Linked DNA regions of Homo sapiens: region 1 is linked to region 2. Evidence: read pairs that join two places in POLR2A ChIA-PET (ENCODE). Cell type or tissue: Panc1. All regions are shown on one strand.

Region 1 (8,000 bases), 510 kb before region 2:
ATTTGGTTTCAATATGGTGTGCTCAATAAATTAATGTTAGGATATTATGTCCTTGAAGAGATTCCTTATGAATTTCTTAAATCTACTGGCACAGGAGAAAGCAAAAGAATATGTTTGCAGTTCATGTGGTGATCTCCAAGTATTTTATAATTACAATGGAATTCACATTTTTAGAGGGTGTTCTGGAATTCCAATATATCATATAATCTGGTTTTGGTCATTGAAATTAAAGGTATTGTGTCTGTAAGTGATCTCAGGATTTCTTTTATTAAGTCTGTTTAGATAGAGAGCATTTCCCCTTAAGAAACTATCACAAAATCATATCTTGAAAACTTTACGCTTTGTCCCATTAGAAAAACATGTAATAATTTGATCTTCATAGAAAGTGAATGTTTTGTGTCATTGAGAAGTAAAATACTCAGAGATATTGAACTGAAAAGGAAAAGGGAAATTAGAAGTCATCAAATGAAAAATGTAAAGTATATATTTGAGGGGAAACTTTATAAAGAAGAGTTTTATATTTTACTGTATGTCTTTAAACTACATGTGTCTTTCCTTTCAACAAAATAAAAATGAGAAGTGAATTAAAGTGTAACAGAAAATACAGAATGACGTTTTTTATTTTAATAGGAAGAGTTTGTTTAGTTGGTCATTGGCAATGAGTTGGATAATGTTTATGCCATGCAAAGTTTTTCCACTAAAACAATTACATTTTATTCAGGGTCTCCTTATAATATGCCTGTATCTGGAGAAGCAATCATCTATTCTTCACAGCCATACTACACTATAAACAAACGGTAATTAAGCCCCTGTTGTGGGCAGAGTACTAGGCGATGGGAATGGAGAAATGTGAGACTCGGCCCTTGTTTTCACAGGTCTTAAATTCCATAGGAGGAGATAGCATCTGTTCATCAAAGGACAAATAAAAATAAAGAGGCTGGGTGCGGTGGCTTATGCCTGTAATCCCAGCACTTTGGGAGGCTGAGGTGGGTGGATCACAAGGTCAGGAGTTCGAGATCAGCCTGACCAACATGGTGAAACCGTGTCTCTACTAAAAATACAAAAATTAGCCAGGCGTGGTGGCATGCGCCTGTAGTCCCAGATACTCCAGAAGCTGAGTCAGGAGAATTGCTTGAACCTGGTAGGCAGAGGTTGCAGTGAGCCGAGATTATGCCATCACTCCAGCCTAGGCAACAGAGCGAGACTCAGTCTCAAAAAAAATAAAATAAAATAAATAAAAATAAAGGGAGTTTTACCTGAGTGTCAGAGAAACTGTAACAGACACAATAAGAATAGACAGTAGTTAGAGTGAGAAGTGAGAAAGAATGTCTGGAAAAGTGTAGGATAGGTGGACTACAGAAGGGTAAGTGGTGTGGGGCAGAGGGTAGCAGGGTGTTTGTGTAGGATGAACAATAATGAAAGAACCTTTAAAAGCATAGTAAAAAAAGATATGGTAGAAAATCTGAAGGCAGCATAAGTTATGCAAGGCCTTGTACACCAGGTTAAAAACATTGAGACCTTTATTGTAGGCTAGATCAGAGCAACAGAACAGCTTGAACTAGCATATAACGTGTAAATCAAAGGTTTCAAAATATCTATATAAAGCAGTTAAAGAACAGAATACAGTTTATAGCAAAATGGTGAATTACATGATGTAAATACTAGAGTAATTCAGATTCAAGATCTCTCCCCTCCATCATGGGATGGATTTGTTAATAGAGGCCTCAGGTTGGTAGGGCTCTACATTGATTTTTTAAACGGTGTTGCAACACAGTATTTTCTCTCATTTCCTGTGAGTAAAGAAGATGCTTTGGAGAGCCAGTCACATGAGCAATATACTTAATGGCTGCTATTCTGAACCTACGTTTTTCAAATTTCAGCATAGATATGAATTACCTGTGGCTTTGTTGAAGTGCAGGTTCTAATTCACAGGTCAGGAGGGACATAAGATTCTGTTTTCTTATGAACTTACAAGTGATTTAGCTGAAGTGATTAGGTCTATAAGTGATTTGAGCTACTGATCCATGGATTATACTTAGTGTAATTCTAGCCTATGCCTTCACACAATGAGACTGGCTGACATAGCACTGACACTCTCGCTAGTATATTGCTGAACAAGTCAACCAGAAGAAAAATCTAGCACTACTCATTAAAGATAGCTAAAATAAATCAACTGACCACACTTTGATCATCTTGGTTCAACAGATACAATTAAGTAAAGAGATAAATCTCCAGGATAGTTTTATGAACACCACACAAAAATATTTACTCTCTCTCCCTCTCACACACACACCCCTATGCACATGCACATGCACACACACACACACACACACACCACATACACACAGACGTAAATTCATATTCTACTAAATATGACTTTAGGATGAATGAACAGTCCAGCAAATAAATTTAAATTTTTAAAATTCTGTTTTTATTACCCATGTGTAAATTTTATTTATAAAATATTAACTCTCTAGTATTTACTTACATCCATCAGCCTCCACCTGTCATGATTGGTTACTTTTACTTGTCAACTTGACTGGACCATAGTCCCCAGATATTAGGTCAAACACTATTCTGGATGTTTCCACAAGCATGTGTTTGGGTGAGATTAACATTTATGTTTGTGGACTTTAAGTAAACAAAATTGCCTGGCTAATGTGGATGGGCCTTGTCCAATCAACTTATGGCCTGAATAGAACAAAAGACAGATCTCTCCCAAGTAAGAAGGAATTCTGCCAGCAGACAGTTTTTGTACTTGAACTGTGATGTTGGTCAGTTCCCTGGTCTCCAGCCTGGCAGCCTACCTGAAGATTTTGAATTTCTTAATAGTATAAGCTAATTCTTTAAAACAAAATTTCTATATATACACACATCCTATTGGCTCTACTTCCTTGGAGAACCATAGCTGCCTATGAAAAACTAGGCTTTATTATAGGTCTTTTTATACTTCTAGCCATTGAAGGTTGGGGTTTTTAATTTTTCTTGTTAGATTTAGCCTTTGAACATAGCTCAGAGCCAGTCTTTCAATGTAGGGATTATGAATGAGCTTTAAATCAGGGCTCACTGGATCACCACATAATCAACTTGATTGGCTCTTGAATGCTGTATCAGTCCATTCTCATGCTGCTATAAAGGTACTGCCTGAGATTGGGTAATTTACAAATAAAGGAAATCTAATTGACTCACAGTTCCACATGGCTGGGGAGGCCTCAGGAAATGTACAATCCTGGCAGAAGGTGAAGGGGAAGCAAGGCACATCTTACGTGGCAGATGGCAAGAGAGAGAGTCAGCAAACAGGGAAGTGCCACACTTTAAAAACCATCAGATCTCATGAGAAATCCCTCACTATCACAAGAACAGCATGGGAGAAATTGCTCCCATGATCCAATCACCTCCTACCAGGTCTCTCCCTTGACAGGTGGGGATTACATTTCAAGATAAGATGTGGGTGGGGACACAGAGCCAAACCAAATCAGATGCCTAGGTCCTAGACTCTTGGATTGTTCCTGGCTGATCAAGTCCCTGCCAAGTAGCCCCACCCTCTTAGAGGGACATAATTCCCCCTCTTCTTTTTTTTTTTTTTTTGAGACAGAGTCTCGCTCTGTCGCCCAGGGTACAGTGCAGTGGCACGATCTCCGCTCATTGCAATCTCCGCCTCCCGGGTTCAAGCAATTCTCTACCTCAGTCTCCGGAGTAGCTGGGATTACAGGTGCCCACCACCATGCCCAGCTAATTTTTGCATTTTTAGTAGAGACGGCGTTTCACCACGTTGGCCAGACTGGTCTCGAACTCTTGACCTCAGGTGATTCACCTGCCTCAGTCTCCCAAAGTGCTGGAATTAACAGGCGTGAGCCACCACGCCCAGCCAATTCCCCCTCTTAAGGTCTAGTCCCATGTGACTGCAGGCAGCTGACAGATTTATTTTCCTGCCTCTTGAGCTTCTGTTTTTTACCCTGATCTTGTGCTCATTTTCAGCCTTTGTCTAGAGGTGCTTGCATCCTGCTTGTCCTTTGTTCTCCTAGACTGATCTGTCAGATGTGGAACAATATGAGATCAGTTGAAGAATTTTGGCCTAAGTTATATTTTCTGGCAGCTGGACTTATTCTAACTCTTCAGGCCTCTATGTTCTAGTCAATTCATAACTACCCAAACCCTACTTTTATCAAGCAAACACACCATATATCCCATCTGACTCCTGCCTATTCTCTGGCCTCCTCTATCATCAGTTCTAAATGCACCTCACACTGTAGCTCCCATGATTCTAACTATTCTTTACATGTTCTGGGTCCTTTTATCATCCCTTTCCTAAACATGCTATCTACTCTGCCTGGCATAATCTTCTTTTATTGCCTGACAATATCCTACTGAGCCTTTAAGAAACTGCTTAAATGTTACTATGCTCTGAGGTCATCAGTGACCCTTCTAGTTAAGTCATTCTTCCCTCCAGCACTTTGTTTATATCTCTTTATATCATGAACTTTAGTAGTGTTACCTGTGTTTTTCTCCATGCTGACTCTCTTGAGGGCGGGAACTGATTCTTACTTATTTTTGTGACCCAAGGAGCTAACAGTACTCATCACATGGAGGAGCTTAATTCTCTTTTTGATTCAGTTATTGCCTAATAATTCTGGGCATTGTCCAAATTGTAGGCAGAGAATGTTTTGTGTTCTGTCAACAACCATCAGCCTAGAACAAGTCATTCTGACATTAAATAGTTATTTTTCTTCTAGGTATCAATTTTACATATAAACTTGGCTACACACCAGAACTCAACCGGATTATAAATGAAGATGTCAAGGACAAATGCTTTATCCTAAAAGTTATCTTGAGAGACAGAAACAGCAACAACTAGAAAAAAAATCCAATAAGCTTATTTCCCATATAAAACTGAAAGTTGAAAAATAATTGGAAAGCCATAAAATCTACATGTACTCCACTATGTAGCAATTTTTACTCTATTCTTCTGTATATGCAATGTTTTGCTTTTTCAACTAAATTTTAGGCTGCCAGAGAAATCCTTACTCCTAAGTTTTGGGTTCAGGACTTGCCTGCTCATCCAGGACGGGAACCATGTTTAAGTGTCCTTTCTTCCTCCCAAGCACCTCACAGAGGGGCTGCTTACCATACACGAGGCCCTCCTTAACATTTGTAGTTTGACAAACTGGCAAAGTCAAATCTGAAGTCACTAGTGTAGCCATAGGAAATTGTGATTCTCTTGGCTCTTTATTTTTAAAAATTATCATCGGGATTTTATTGTTGAAAAAGTTGCTCAAGTAAAATACAGATAAAATTTTTCCAATTCAGAATAAATTGTCTACTTTCCTAGAAGGTAGGGGCTCAACCAGAAATAGTAAAGTTCATAAGCTTGACAGACAAAGTTTAGTCAGTTTCATTAAGAGAGGTTTCAGCTAGCATGGGCACTTTATACTAAATGACCCTCATAATCAGCTTACTCGCAATAAGGTTTGGGGATGTTACAATCCCTCAGGTTTTTACCTGAGTTCATATAAAATGCTAAAGATGCTAATATGATAGCTACTTTGCAAAGGTGTCTCCTTTCAATGAATCATGTCTCCCACGTTCATGCCCTTTTGCAGTTCTCTCCTCCTGAACCAGGGCTAGTTCTGTGACTCACTTAATAGAATGTGCAGGGAATAACACTACCTGACTTCTGACATTTGATTAAAAGAGACTTGGCAACTCCTGCCTGGAGCCTTGAGTTGCTGCGTGAGAAGCCTGAGCACACTGAGACCACAAGCTGAGAAGGGCATGTGTAGACACTCAAGTCAACAGTTTCAGCTAAGCTCAATTGTTCAGTTATACTCACCCGAGTACCAGACCTGTGAATGTAGAAACCATCTGGACATCTGGCCCAGTCAAGCCTTCAGATGGCTCCAGCCATACCTGACAACTGAAGGTGACCACATGGGAGACCTCCAAGCAAGAGCTAAGAGATAATATCAAATTATTGTGTTAAGGTACTAAGTTTTGAGGTGGTTTGTTATGCCGCAATAAATAACTAAAACACTGTAATCAGGGGGAAGTAGACTAATTCAGAAACAAAGCCTGATATAAGATTTCAAATCATTGAACACCTGGACACATGATAAGCTAAAAATAGCTCTTCCTCCATTAAGACCTGGGTCTTTTGCCTCCGAAAAGAGAAAATTATACTTGAATATGCTTTTCAAATATGATTTAACCTACCATCCGTTTGGTTTTGCTTAAGTTCATGGCTACTTGTCACTGCATAGTAACAAATTCTACCCATTTTATCACTTGAAGCAATAAAGCAGAATACACTGTCCCCTGAAACTGCAGAAACAGTTAATGGGATGAGATGACCACCATCTTCTTCCAGGCAGTGAGTCAGATCAATGGGAATTGTTGCCTTGGTTCAGACAGTGGCTGATTCAACGGGTGGATTTCTCTCCCTTTGTCTTCGCTTCTGTAAACTAGCCCAAGAAAATGATGGGGTCAATAGCATGATGGTGCTGCTGGGAGGTGAAGACTGCAAGTGAGGCTGCGTCGGCAGAGTGTCGCTTTGTCTCTCTGCTTGGCAAAGCTTATGATCACCATTACCCAGCAGTGATGGAGCAACTGTGCTTTTCAGGAAGTTGCCCAGGAGGTTCACTCATTGCACCAGGTACAGTTGTCAGTAATTAAAGTAGAATTATGCTAATAATCTTAATGGCAACTAAATTGGTACAATTAGAGACTGAGGAGGAGAAAATTTCATGTGTATACATGGTTATGCCAAAGATCTCATTAACTGAGTTAAAAGACAGAGGCCTGGGCTTCCAGGTGCTTGCTGCCTTTATTTTTGGTCACTCCAGGGTGCTGTTCCTGCATAGCAGCCCTGTGTCAAACTGGAGATCGCATTGCTCCTTTCCCATGGAATTGCCACAATCAGAAAGTCAAACTTGTTTTCTTGTCTGAACCTGATGTGATCATGTATTGTCTTGTTTCCCTCTCTCTCCCTTCTTGTTCTTACTTCTGGATCCCCAGGTCTAAGTTCAAGGCCTGGCACACACAGGTATTTAATAAATATTTATTAGAAATGAAGACACTGGAATTGACACAAAATGAGCCAGATTAGATGAGCAGGTCAGGAAATCCATGTTTTATACATATACATATATGTGTATATATATATGTATAATGTGTATTGTACATAATATTTTTACATATCCTTATCTATTGTGCTTCCATCTCTGAGGATTGTGTAGGGGATCCTTTAAAGCCAAGCAAGATCTTGTCCAGTCCTTGATTGCCCAGCCTTGCCTAGGGTATTTTATCCTTCAGTCTCATTCCAGCCAGAACCTGAACCAATGAGAACCAAGCCCTCTCTTGTGGGGTCTAGAGTTAGCCTTGCTTCCTTATGTAGGAGAAGCCCCCACATTTTCCCAAAGATACTTGGCTTTTCCCTAAATTAGGCATTTTCTAACAGTCTTAGTAATGAAGGTCTTTTTCCAAGAGCAGTGTCATATGGAACCCTAAATATAAATACCTACATGCAGGGCTGCCCTGGCTAAAACAGAAATGGGTCACTAAGGCTATGTCTGCTCAGCCTCTCAGACCCCTCTGAGATAATTCTGAAGAACCATGAAAAAATCATAAGTAAATATCTCAAAATCAGCAGCCTAGTTTATTAAACGAGAAGTTTCTTTAAAAAAAAGAATTAAGTGAACTTCAGTTCTTGACACTGAGATTTAGACTCAATCTCTGACCCCAGGCCATTTCTTGGGCAAAATCTGCCCAGATTTTGCCAGACCTCCTCTTCTGTGCCTGAGTTCTCAGATCCTTAAATCCACAGCAGCTGCTTCAACCCTCAAACTGCAGCCCCAGAACCCATCTCCTTGTGACTGTCACCATCACACTGCCTCCTGCTGCCACATTCTGCTCACCAGATCCAATTCCTTGGATGGTGACACCAGCATGGACTAACCCTGATTTTGCCACATATCTTAGACACAGCACTTTTCACTCTCTGCATT
Region 2 (8,000 bases):
TTTCCAGAAAAATGCACTGAAATGCCCACAAAATTATCAATTTCAAAGAATTCTCAGAAACCACTGTCTCGGCCTGGCATGGTGGCTCACACCTGTAATTCCAGCACTTTGGGAGGCCGAGGTGGGTAGAACACCTGAGGTCAGGAGTTTGAAAAGAGATGTATTCCCTGCCCCCGCACCGCCCCCCCACCTTTTTTTTAAATGTTCCCTAGGCTGGTTTCAAACTCCTGGGCTCCAGTGAGCCTCGTGCCTCAGGCTCCCAAAGTATTAGGATAATAGGCATAAGCCACCATGCCCTGCCCCCTCACCCCTTTTTTAAATAGTATTTTGTATGTCAGAGGTTCTTTTTTTTTTTTTTGACACAGTCTTGTCACCCCAAGCTGGAGTGCAGTGTCGCGATCGCAGCGCCAAAAATACCGAGGCATCCGGCCTCATCTCTTTAATTCTTATTCATTTTTGAGGCAGGGTGTCACTCTGCAACCCAGGCTGGAGTGCAGTGGTGCAATCACCGCTCACTGCCATCTCGACTTCCTAGGCTCAAGCAGTCCTCCTGCCTCAGCCTTCCAAGTAGCTAGGACTACAGGCGCATGTCACCATGCTCAGCTAATTTTTTTTATGTTTTGTAGAGAGACAGTCTTGTTATGTTTCTCAGGCTAGTCTCGAACTCCTAATCTCAAGTGTTCCTCCTGCCTTGGCCTCCCAAACTGTTGGGATTACAGGCATGAGCCACTGCACCTGGCCCCCTTTAATTCTTAATTCAGTTTTCAAACTATATTTTAAAGCCATATTTAAATTTGTTGAGGTGGGTGGATCACCTGAGATCAGGAGTTGGAGACCAGCCTGACCAACATGGGGAAACCCCATCTCTACTAAAAATTCAAAAATTAGCTGGGCGTGGTGGTGGGCACCTGTAATCCCAGCTACTTGAGAGGCTGAGGCAGGAAAATCGCTTGGACCTGGGAGGCGGAGGTTGCAATGAACTGAGATTGTGCCATTGCACTCCAGCATGAGTGACAGAGCGAGACTCTGTCTCAAAACAAAAAACCCCAAAAAAATCTTTACATCTGTATTACACTTCACAATTTACAAAAACCCTCCATATATATTTCCATCAGTATAATGAAGAAACTAAGGCCAAAAAAAGTTAGGTGAACATACAGTCACACAGGCATTTTTCTAGATATTCCATATCCTAAACCAAGTTCCCTTCCAAACCCTCAGCCATGACCCTTTTTCTACATCAGTACCTTACCTGGATCTAAACGTTACCTAAACATTGATAGATCTAAACGTTGTTACCTAAACATTTGATAAACATTTTTATCAAAAAAGAAACAGAAAAGATGGTTTGGTTAAACAAAGTTAAATAATCTGACCAGGTGCAGTGGCTCACGCCTATAATCCCAGCACTTTGGGAGGCTGAGGCAGGTGATCATCTGACCTGAGGTCAGGAGTTCGAGACCAGCCTGGCCAACATGACAAAACCCCATCTCTACAAAAAATACAAAAAATTAGCTGGGCATGGCAGCGGGGACCTGTAACCTCAGCTACTTGGGAGGCTGAGGCATAAGAATCACTTGAACCCGGGATGCGGATGTCACAGTGAGCAGAGATTGTGCCACTGCTTTCCAGCCTGGGTGACAGCAAAACTCCGTCTCAGAAAAAAAAGTTAAATAATCTGGCCTGGTTTTAAACTCTATCCTCACTTGCTTATTTTACTTTCAGATTAGAAGTCCTCCTCAATTACCCCTTTCTTGTAACTCTCCCCAGTTTTTTTTTTCCTGCTCACTCTTCCTGTTCTTTCCCCATTACTCCTCCCTTCCTCAATTTTAACATATCAGCAGCTTCAAGCACAAAAATCCATGTAACTATTTCAATTCAAAAACAGAGACAAGGGGCCGGGCCCAGTGGCTCTCACCCATAATCCCAGCATATTGGGAGGCAGAGGTGGACAGACATCTGAAGTTAGGAGTTTGAGAACAGCCTGACCAACGTGGTGAAATCCCGTCTTCTAAAAATACAATATTAGCCAGGCCTGGTGGCACATGCGGGTAATCCCAGCTACTCAAGAGGCTGAAGGGGCAGGAGAATCGCTTGAACCGGGGAGGCAGAGGTTGCAGTGAGCCAAGATCACGCCATTGCACTCCACCCTCAGCAACAACTGCGAAACTCTGTCTCAAAAAAACCCAAAAAAACAACAAAAAAAAGACAAGGTAAAACAAAGCTATGCATTTAGCTCCATGCCTGTGGAAACAGGCTATGGGTGAAAGAAAAATACAAGGCCAGGCACTGTGGTTTAGGCCTGTAATCCCAGCACTTTGAGAGGCCAAGGCAGGAGGAACCCTTAACCCCAGGAGTTCGAGGTTGCCTGAGCTACAATCGTGCCATTACACTCCAATCTGGGTGAGAGAGCGAGACCCTGTCTCAAACACACACACACACACAATTTTAGCTAACCAAAGGTATCACCCAAATAGTTACTGCAAATAGCAAAACAGTAATATCTCTTAGTTTATTTCCAAACTCCATTAGCAGTCTGTAATCAACATCAACCAAAGAGAAGCAGTACATGAAAAGAAAAAAATATCAAAGATAATGTTCAAATAAATGAATTAGTAAAGTAAAATCCCCAAGAAGGCAGTGTAAGTATGGCATAGTGCTGAGTATGTGCTCTGGAGTCAGACTGCTTGAACATTTATTTGGTCAAGATTACAATTCTAACAAAGTAACTTTCTCCCAGTCTCAGCCCCCCTAAATCCTAATTTTCTCATCAGTACCACAGTGACTATAATAGTACTTTCCTCACGGGATTAAGAATTAATTAAAATATGCCACATAAATTACACAGCAAAAAAACCATCATCATCTATAAATGTTAGCCACTATGATTATTATTTTTAGACCTACAGTTTAGAAAGGGACAAAAAAGCAAAATATAAAGAGTAGAAAAGATAAAAGGAAAAGTGGTGTTAACTTCTGGGGAAAAGCAGCGTCCAGCAATAGTTCCAATTACCAACGGATGCAACTATTTATTCCAATCTCCAGAAAAATAAAATACTGAAAATATCTGTCAAAACGTTCAAGTAAATCTGTCCTTGAAGAACTGCTGTACGCAAAGTTGACAAATGTTATAGACTATTCACAGATTAAAGTTAATTGCTAAAAACTCTGATCTCTGGAGTAATCTTTATCCTAACACTACTGCTTAGATTAACAATATCAGTAATGGCAATTTAGAAGAAAACAAGGCTGGACGCAGTGGCTCAGGCCTGTAATCCCAGCACTTTGGGAAGTGGAGGCAGGTGAATCATCTGAGGTCAGGAGTTCAAGGCCAGCCTGACCAACACGGTAAAACCCTGTCCCTACTAAAAATACAAAAAATTAGCTGGGCGTGGTGGCGGGCACCTGTAATCCAAGCTACTGGCGAGGCTGAGGCAGAATCGCTTGAACCCAGGAGGCGGAGGTTGCAGTGAGCCGAGACTGCGCCACTGCACTCTAGCCTGGGCACGCGACAGAGCAAGAGTCCGTCTCAAAAAAAGAAAAAATCACAAATAATAAATATTATGTAGTTTTCTAGAAGAATGATCGTTTGACTCCAGTTCAACTTAATCTTATTTAAGATGCATATTGTTAAGCAACTTGAAAAGTCATTGAATTGAGGAATGAACAAAATACATGCTCTCCCAAGTGAAAGGGTGTGGAATGTTCTCACCGATTTTATAAATCAAGGTAGACACTCAATTAGAATTACTACACACAGGTCTGACAGAGAAAACACATATAACCTAGTCTATTATAACAAAGGGAAACACTGAACTCTCTAATATCAATTTCAGAGAAAAAAAACTCTATTTTACATTTACTACCACTTTCACTCTATGGGAGCTAGCAGGATTCAACAGTTTAAGCAAAAAAAAAATTGGTTCAAAATAAGCAACTGACAAGTTATGATGTTAGGCCATCTTGGTAAAGAGTTCAAAAATTGCAATCTCAGCCGGGCGCGTGGGCTCAGGCCTATAATCCCAGCACTTTGGGAAGCCAAGGCGCAAGGATCACCTGAGGTCAAGAGTTCGAGGCTAGCCTGACCAACAAGGTGAAAACCCAGGTCTCTACTAAAAAAAAAAAAAAAAAAAAAAAAAAAAAAGGCAAAAATTGGCCGAGCGTGGTGGCGGGCACCTGTAATCCCAGCTACTTGGGAGGCTGAAGCAGGAGAATCGCTTGAACCCGGGAGGCGGAGGCTGCAGTGAGCCAAAATCATGCCATTGTACTCCATCCTGGGCAACAAGAGCGAAACTCGGTCTCAAATAAAAATTAGTCTTTCGTCTCAGAAAGACAATTAATTGAAATACCCTCTAATTTTAGTTATACTCGTGTTCACTAATATTAACTGCCTAAAAATTAAATTTTGTCATTAGTCAAAGAGAAAAAAAAATTAAATTTTAGTGTATCTCTTTAAAAAACATTAAATGCCTATGATTCACCGAAAAATTAAATGTAGTAACTAACGGTAACTAAAAACACCGTTTAATCCTGAAAAATACAAACATTAAACGATAACTCTCTCACCTGTCAAAACAATTTCTATTATAGCAATTAATTCACAACTTTTTTTAAAAAAAAGCTTTGCTTACAAACTTAGGCCAGCATAACCTCTTGAGTGGAAAAAAAAATGTATACTCATATTTTCTTAAGTTATTTTAAAGGTTCTTAATTCAGCTTGCTCAGTTCCTCTGAGCTTCTGGTCCTGGTAATACCCTCTTTTTTTGAAAGTAAAGAAATAATTTGAAATACAAAACCATTTCAACAAAACTATTTCAAAAACTTAATTTCTATAACGGATTAATATGTTAGGAACAACTATGCCTTAAACCAAGCTAGTTCATGAAATACATTAAGAACTACTACCTGTAATATAACCAAACTATGTAACTCCAAATGCAACACTAAACTGCATTTGGAATGCAGTCTAAACTCACATTTGCAAAGTCAACTGGCTACCAAGGCACACGCATTTAGAATACAAACTGGCTAGGAAGACACGTGGTGAATTATTTGTTGCATTTTTTCCTACCTTTCTACCACTGTGAATGAATCTTCAAAGCCTAAGGCAATATATACCGGCCATACGAATTTAGCTTTTTACTTAAAAAGCGCAAAAACTTGTAGCTTAGGACTGTTTGAATCTGAAAAGTTCCTAAGCCTTAAACGTTTTTTCTGAATTTCAGTTTACTCAGACAATGGTTAATAGTTGTTTTCAGACTGTCAAGGAAACTGAAACCAAGCAATGTTACTGCAAGAAACTGAAAGGCTTCCGAGAATAACATAGGATAAACTCAACTCTGATTACAGTTTACAAATGAACATTTGATTTGCTCACCATAATAGTACTTACAAATTCCAACAGGACTGCACAGGAAGGTGTTGGTTTTTTCTCTGTAATCTTTATTTTCCAGTTTGTATTTTTATTTTGTATCCTCTGAAATAATATCGAAGTTCTTTGAAGATACTTAACCTACGACTATTTGACATAGAGTTACTTCAAGTCAGCTACCCATACTTCTGTTTTAAAGTTTTCATATGGCTATCTCCCGAATTAGCCAAGTTCTTTAGATTTAAGATCAAAGTCTTCTTTATTATTCCATGTACTTGCCACTGTTGTACTTGTCCACTCCAGATGAAATATCCAATTTACGAGCCAAAAAGCAAAAACAAAAAGAAAATTTCACATCTGAAGAGCATTCCTAAACATCAGCATATACAGAGACACACATAGCTATCTCAATACTACCATGCTGCCGGAAAACTGCAACATCTTAAATTTCCACGTAAATAAAAGATAAAAGGAAAAAAACTCTGTATTCTTTCAATCTCTTCATTCAGAAAAAGTGTCCCATTGTGACATGAAAGAGCTGAAGTCAAAAATTCCTAAAACTTTCAATAAAGGTAAAAATAAACTGCCATGAAACTTCAGCAATACTCAGTCATTTGAAACTGCTGAAACTACTCAGTACACAAATCAACGTCTCTCAGTTTCGGCTGAAGAACCCCAACAACGGGGTGGGGGAAGGGGAGGCAAAAATTACCACCAGCTGAAATACTGTAACCAGTTATATAATCCGTTTGAACCAAAATACTGAAGAAATGCTGCCTGGGTCTCTTTTTAAGTAGCTTGCTGAATTGTTCACTACTATCAATTCACTTCACAGACGATTCTTGCCAATTTTAATAAACTTCTGGGGCAAAATTATCCAAAAACACTGTAAATCCAAAATGGCCACTTAAAATATCCAGGGCCTTTTACACAAAACCTAGATGATGATCTTCATATCTGAGTAATTCAATCACCTGTAAAAGTTATAAAAAAAATTATATACTGAGTTTTGATTTTGAGCTAAAAAAATCAATCCCCAACTTAAAAAGTCAACCTCTGGAGAGAAAATCACTTCTATATAACCCTACAGGAGCCTGGAAAAGGGCTTCTTTACCCAAGCAAGCACCCGATAAAAGTCTACTGAATGAACAAGACATCGGAGTAGAGGGAGGGAAAAACGGTAGGTGACGGTATTATGGAGGGCAAGGGCAGATTTCACCTGGGAAGGGGTGCAGATCCCATACTGGGGAATTATATAAGCAAACCTTCTTATACTTCTTGAATAAATTTTAAAACTATGAAATTGACACATAATCTTACAAAAGATCTCCAACCCTCTTCGATGGACCAAGGAAAGCGAAGACAGGTGTGCTGCCACGGAGTATTAGCGAATGTAACTCAGAGATAAGTGTAAAGAGAAAGAGGCTCCCTCCAAATCAGAACGTCTACTAGAGGAGGCATATTCCCACCCAGTAAGGCCAGAAAGGTGAACTAGAAGTAGGGCAAACCCGCTTCTTAAATTCTCCCGAGGAGACTTCCCCACTTCTGAGGGAGCAAAGGGCTAGAAGGTGTAGGTTTCCACTTCCTCGAATTAAGAAAACAGGTTTCTCCCAAAACTGAGGGGGTGGAAGGTACAGGGCCCTTTTCGTAAACCAAAGAATGGTTCTCTCTCAAAAATGCACATGTCCCCTCAGACCCCACAGGACTCAAAGGAACAAAGTAGCCTTCGCCCCAGTCCACGGCAAGTGCCACGGACCTGGGAGAGGCGGGGAAAGCTGAGGCGCTGCTGAAGAAACCGCCGAAGGCCACAACTCGGCCTCGACTCCCTCAGCCCTGAGAAGGGTAGTGGTGCAAAACCAGGCGGGCGTGTGCAAGAGGCCGGGGGAAGGAAGGCCGAGCACTGAGAGCGTCGGACTCGCTCCCAGCCTCCGCCAAACGCCAAACACCCCCCAACCAAGCCGCCGGGGCTAAACCACCCACCCCCTCCTCACAACCACCACCTCCGCTCCACCCGGGCCGAGTCAATACCTAGAGGGGCCTATCTGCGCCTCTCCCCCCTCTCACTCCTTGCTTCTCGCCGCCCCTCCGTCGGCGGGCAGCCTCACACCTCGCGCCACCAACGCCGCTCCCGACCCCTCAAACCCCAACACGGACACGGGCACTCCCCTCCTCCCCCGGGCTCGGGCGTGGAGCCTAGAGGACGGTGTTACCTTCTGCCCCACCAGAGGTGCCCCTGGCCTGGGGGTGCCGCCGCGCCTGATCCCGGGAGAAGGTTTTCGGTACTTTGAATAATCCCCTTTTGCCGCTTTTCCCTCCCCCACAACCAGTCTCAGTCCCAAAATGGCGCCGACCCGATCCGCAATGTTCTGGGCCAAGTCTCGCGAGATCGTGCACAGTGGCGAGGCGGGGAAGGAACTAGAGGGATTGAGGAGGGAGGGAAGGCGGGGCGAGGAGAAGGAGGGAGAAAGAGTGTGGAAGAAGCGGTGCGAACGAACCTACTGGGCGGGACACCAGGAAGAGCGCCTCCACCAGAGAACCTTCTGGCCCAAGCAACCGCTCACGCCGCGGTCAAAGAAGCTCCGCCCTCTACGTCGGGCGCCTGGGGGGAGGGGGAGAAGGCGTGGCTAAG

The links. Peaks named below come from ENCODE experiments on the same cell type or tissue, not always from the same donor. Only the 100,000 strongest peaks of a DNase experiment are listed, where the experiment ranks them.
Region 1: POLR2A ChIA-PET joins it to region 2 with 6 read pairs; 1 of 35 experiments calls an interaction of 5 or more read pairs at or near these places.

What each region holds. Positions count from the first base shown.
Region 1 is chr5:57,679,826-57,687,825 of GRCh38, reverse strand. No RefSeq gene overlaps it. Among named protein-coding and RNA genes, the nearest start is that of LNCBRM, 110 kb to the right of the region's middle. In Panc1, no CTCF peak of the experiment used is centred here; no DNase peak of the experiment used is centred here; H3K27ac peaks cover 5,243 bases.
Region 2 is chr5:57,173,793-57,181,792 of GRCh38, reverse strand. It overlaps GPBP1 (GC-rich promoter binding protein 1), which reads right to left and starts at 7,734. Exons shown (of 12, transcript NM_022913.4): 1 at 7,582-7,734; 2 at 5,393-6,345. RefSeq lists enhancers at 1,891-2,010, 5,917-5,966, 7,065-7,204, 7,645-7,754, 7,677-7,971 and 1 more and silencers at 7,017-7,311, 7,915-8,000. In Panc1, no CTCF peak of the experiment used is centred here; a DNase peak (open chromatin) is centred at 7,852; H3K4me3 peaks cover 6,348 bases; H3K27ac peaks cover 4,525 bases.